Regions from separate parts of the Homo sapiens genome. Here region 2 is linked to region 1. Evidence: chromatin loops called from intact Hi-C (ENCODE). Cell type or tissue: Caco-2. All regions are shown on one strand. Links, peaks and the distances in the headings refer to the core of each region. The heading gives the core; the rest is flanking DNA.

Region 1 (2,829 bases), core at 81-2,580:
CCAAAATACAGCAAATCAAAGCATTAGTTGATAATTAAAGAGTTTGAGAAAAAAGAATAAACTATCTGAGAGTAGTAAAAAGATTTCTGAAGACCATTTGTATGGCTTTAAAATTGTACATGTTCTATAAGATTTTTAAAAACAACTAGTATGATTTAAAATTTTTACACATTCATAGAAAATTTGAAAGTCTGTATAGTTCTCTCTTTGAATATAGAACTAATTTCTAAGAAGTTGGTTAGGTAATGGGGGAAAAGTATACACACTTAATTTTTAAATGTATTTTTATATCTATTATAGATTACATTAAGAAAGGGGGATTTGTTTTCACCTTAGCAGTAATGAGCACCCAAAAGTAAAATATTCAGAAAAACAACCAAAAGAATGTTATAAATGACCCATTTTCATTCCTTACACTAAGCCTAACTTTAACGTGAGTTAAAAACCTATACTATTACAATAGCAATCTTGGACTTCGGTATTCAACTATGTGACATTATAGTATAAGACATTAAAAAATTTGCAATTATTGCAACTCTTCTATTTAATCAGATCTTTCTAAAGCACACCTACAATAAGTTAACATTTTAAACAAAAAAACTGTTTTCATTTGAGAGTTAAGTAGCCACAGGGCAAAAGAACAATTGTTTATTGTGCTCAGTAGACTTACAAGTAAACATATCAGACCAATGGCACACTCAACAACCATTCCTGCTCTATAACAAATTAGCCTTTAAAATTCTTTTAATAAATCCCTCAACCAACACTTATTAGGTAATAACCTTGTAACCCTTCTGTAAACATAATTTCACCTTTAACTAAAATTATCATATCCAAGGTAACTTTAACTTGTAAAGTGCCTAAAGAAAACATATCACAAAATGAGAGAGGAAGTGGAATGAGAAAACAACTGACTTCTCATACATTTAACTATAGGTTAAGTTAATGGAGAGAAAAAATAACGAAAGAATAAACGTCTCAAACGGGATACAAACAAGACCCTAGGCCACAAACAAATGAAATCTCAACCAGTTTAAGAAAAAGTGAGAGTAGAATTTAGGTATATACAAAAAGTTAGGCAGAGAGAAGCTTCCCAGGCTTAGTCATTGAGAACTCTGTTTTCACTCTACTATCAATTCCACTCCTCTATCGAAGACAGTATCACTTAACTAAGACAAAACACAATGATAAACTAAATACAGTTCATGTTAGTCCAGTATGACAGCTTTGTTCTTGCTCTTATCACTCCAACAAATTGAAAATTTTTTGTACATGCTTTGAAAAATACAGACAGAATGACAACTATAAAATGATACCTTTTGTTGTATTTTTCCTCATCTAAATGTAGTCTCGGTTACACAAATGTGCCATATATAAGTAATTGATACTTGGAATTTTAAGAAAAATATATAGGAAACAAAAATAAACATACTAAAAAATTATAAAATATTTATTTCCCCCGGGAACAGCTTTTCAAAACAAATAAAACCTATGAAAGTGTACACAATACTATGACATACCAAGTTATTGTTTCTCTTTGCCAGTAGATGGTGCTAATTTCCAGATGTATACACTATGAGCTACTGTACTAAAGATTACCTTGCTTGCTTGTTTAAAAACATTTCTAACATCATTTTATCTCTCAAATTAAAATCAAATGGGCAGGGCACGGTGGCTCATGCCTGTAATCCCAGCACTTTGGGAGGCCAAGGCGGGAGGATCACGAGGTGAAGACTTCAAGATTAGCCTGACAAAACATGGAGAAACCCCATCTCTACTAAAAAACACAAAAATTAGCCAGCATGGTGGCGGGCGCCTATAATCCCAGCTACTTGGGAGGCTGAGGCAGGAGAATCACTTGAACCCAGGAGGCGGAGGTTGCAGTGAGCTGAGATCGTGCCATTGCACTCCAGCCTAGGCAACAAGAGCAAGACCCCATCTAAAAAAAAAAAAAAACCTCAAATGAAGCAAAGATTACAAATTTGTTCTAAATATGAAAACTTTGAAAAAGAAAATAGTAAAATACACTATGTCTTTAAGCCATAATTTTTTTATATTTAAGGATCTCTGAAGACAAAGGTAACATTCCTGTTTCCAGAGTACAAACCAATATACTGTGTAAGTACAGATTAAAGGACTAGCTGCGCCAGGTTGGAATCCCAGCTTCAACTACTCAGTAACTGTGACACCTTAGGCAAGTTATTAACCTCTCCATGCCTCAATTACATGCTTTTTAACACGTAATTGAATAAAATAATACCTACGTCTCAGGGTTCTTGTCAGGTTTAAGTGAGATAACATAAGCAAAACACTTAGAAAACTGGGACACAGTAAATGCTATGTAATTGCTATTATTGTTGTTTTGTAATGCCTAACTAAACACCTAGAACCAAGAAAACTGCCATCAACAAAAGAATAAAATATAGATATTAATATAATGGACTATACAGCAGGGGGAAGTTATGTTCTACAGCTACATACAAACAAACAGATGAATCTTAGTAACATAATGTTGAATACAAATCTTAGCTTTTTTATGTAGTTTTAGCATATGTTTATATCCATAAACAATATAGTTGTTAAAGGTTTTATAAATAGAATCATATGTATTTTTCTGTTTAAGCTCTATTCCTGAGATTTATTCTTATTGTGTGTGGTTATAATTACTAATTTTCACCAGTATTTACCGTAACAGAATTAATATGCCATAATTTATCCATCATTTCTCTGCTGACAGAGAGTTGTTCCCAGTTTTCCCTATTATAAATAGTGTTTTAAAAACATTCTTGCACATATCTGTACATAAGCAACATTTTCTCTTGTTATATG
Region 2 (2,829 bases), core at 209-2,708, 290 kb after region 1:
CTTCACCACTTGATGTAGTAATTCCCTTTCCAGAAGTCTATCTAAAGGAAAGAATTAGCAGGGTGGCAAAGATATCTCTATAATAAAAAGATTATAAATAAAAGTTTAATAAAAGGGAATATACTTCCACTATTAAAAATCATATTTCTGAGGCCGGGTGCAGTGGCTCACCCCTGAATCCTGGCATTTTGGGAGGCTGAGGCAGGAGACTTGCTTGAGCCCAGGAGTTTGAGACCAGCCTGAGCAACGTAGTGAGACCTCTGTCTCTATAAAAAAATAAGTTAAAGACATCATATTTCTATACAAAGATGATCATTATAGCATTATTAATAATCCCTTAATTTTGAGAGGAAATTGCTGAATTCAATTATAGGAGAATTATTGAATAGAATATAGTACATTCAAATGAAAGAATATTATAACTTGGTCCTGCTTTCAAGGAAGTTTTAACACCATTGGGAAATTCTAATATGTTAAGGGAAAGAGAAGATAGGCCAGGTGCAGTGGCTCACGCCTTTAATCTCAGCACTTTGGGAGGCCAAGGCGAGTAGATCGCTTGAGCTCAGGAGTTCAAGACTAGCCTGGCTAACATGGTGAAACACTGCCTCTACTAAAAAATACAAAAAATTAGCTGAGCGCGGTGGGCCTGTAGTCCCAGCTACTCCAGAGGCTGAGATGGGAGAACTGCTTGAGCCTAGGAGGCGGAGGTTGGAGGGAGCCATGATCGCACCACTGTACTCCAGCCTGGGCAACAAAGCAAGATTTTGTCTCGAGGAAAAAAAAAAAAAGGAAAAGGAAAAACAGAAGATAGGAATTATTTAATATGTATCTTGTCTTTACCTTTGGGTCATGAGAATATTATTTTGTCATGCTTGCATATTTTGGGTTATATTTTTTACTTGGTTGTAACTAATATTTTATCTATAATGAGCAATTTATTCAATTCACCTGTGTATAATCATCCTGTTTACTTACTCATTTATTTGCTTATTTACCAATTTATCCACTTAATAATTTGTTTATAGAGACTGGGCTTGAATTCAGGTTCTGGCAGATAATATTTGGGCAAATTACCAATCTTCCCTAGTCTCTGTTTTCTTGTCTATAAATGAGAAGAAATACATCTACTCTGCATGAGTAAATGAGGTAATGTATATAAATACTCAGCATGATAACTCACTCCTAAAAGCTGCTCAAGAAATAGCAATTGATATTATTTCATTATTGTTATTTTTTAAGTAGATGCAAAGAAATAGTGGGGAACCAAAAATGTGTGGGCAAAGACCTTCACATTCTCCCAGTCAAGGGAGTTATTGAAATTATAATTTTAAAACAAGAACTGTAAAATATATTACATTTTTGGAACTTAAAGGGAATGTAAATGTCAATGTAAATCAAGGGTCAAACATTGAAAAAATATAACCTTAGAAATAATGCAGTGCACTGAGTAACCCCAGGACATTCTCCAGTGTTGCTTCACAACTATGCCATTGCCACCTAGTGGAATTAGTAATGCATTATATAGCCCAGAAAATTTGAGATTTTATTTTGAAGTATTAAATGGTTTATATAGAAAGGCCAAATTACACAAATATTCTCCTATATGTCCCCATCATCTCCTTTGGACTACTGAAATACTCATCTAACTAGTCTTTCATCTTACATCAGAGCCCCAACCCATTCTCCTACACAGAACAGGCAGAGTAAGCTTTCTAAGATATAAATCAGATCATGTTACTTACACAGATTGAAAATGCAAAACACCTTGCATGGCGTGGAAGCTCTCCAGCTTCATCTGTCCCAGCCTTGCTGATTACGAGTCCCAGTGACCATCTTTCCAGTAAGAATTTTCTGCCTCAAGGCTCCCAAATATACAGGGTTTTTTGTTTGTTTGTTTGTTTTTTGACAGAGTCTTGCTCTGCCGCCCAGGCTGGAGTGCAGTGGCATGATCTCGGCTCACTGCAACCTCTGCCACCCAGGTTCAAGCGATTCTCTTGCCTCAGCCTCCCAAGTAGCTGGGATTACAGGCACCCGCCATCACGCCCGGCTAATTTTTGTATTTTTAGTAGAGACGGGGTTTCACCATGTTGGCCAGGTTGGTTTCGAACTCCTGACCTCAGGTGATCTGCCCGCCTCGACCTCCCAAAGTGCTGAGATTACAGGCGTGAGCCACTACACCTGGCCCCAAATATACAGTTCTCTCTGCCTAGAATGTTCTTCCTCAGCTTTTTACATGCCAAATTCGTCATCCTTCAAGACCAAACTTATTTCCCTCAAACAGATCTTTCCGCAACTACATTATGTACCTCTATTATTTTCTCTCATAGTATTTTGTTCTTTTCCTTTACGACATTTCATCACAAATTATGCTCAGGTATTTTTTCCTGTTTGGTTAATACCTGTTTCCCCCTTCAAACTGTATGCACCATGTTTAACAATGTATATGTCAAAGCTTAGTACTGTGTAGTACAATAGTATGTGTGCATTAAGGAATCTATATAATGGAATGCCATTTAGTCACCAAAAATAGTGTGTTCGATGGGTATTACTGACATAGAATGTTGTACATGATATAACTTTAAGTGAAAAAAGTAGGTTTTATGGTAATACAATCATTTTTGTTTTTAAAATATGAATATATACTACATACATATTTACCATATATTCCAAATATATGTGTTTAAAAATCTGTGAGGTGTTACCATGGTTATTTAAGTTAACAAAATGTGAGTGTAGTTAGTTTTCTTTCTTTCTTTCTTTTCTTTTTTTTTTTTTTGAGATGGAGTCTTACTCTGTTGCCCAGGCTGGAGTGTGCAATGGTCTGACCTC

Evidence for each region. Hi-C counts contacts between places; a loop is a spot of excess contacts. Peaks named below come from ENCODE experiments on the same cell type or tissue, not always from the same donor. Only the 100,000 strongest peaks of a DNase experiment are listed, where the experiment ranks them.
Region 2: it touches region 1 in a loop (7-fold over the local background); 19 of 110 quality-filtered maps call a loop at or near these places.

The regions. Positions count from the first base shown.
Region 1 is chr9:105,717,369-105,720,197 of GRCh38, reverse strand. The region is part of intron 2 of TMEM38B (transmembrane protein 38B); the gene reads right to left. Among named protein-coding and RNA genes, the nearest start is that of TMEM38B, 24 kb to the right of the region's middle. In Caco-2, for the core only: a CTCF peak has its summit at 1,569 (motif pointing right); no DNase peak of the experiment used is centred there.
Region 2 is chr9:105,424,896-105,427,724 of GRCh38, reverse strand. It overlaps a transcript of SLC44A1 not described here. Among named protein-coding and RNA genes, the nearest start is that of FSD1L, 22 kb to the left of the region's middle. In Caco-2, for the core only: a CTCF peak has its summit at 1,480 (motif pointing left); no DNase peak of the experiment used is centred there.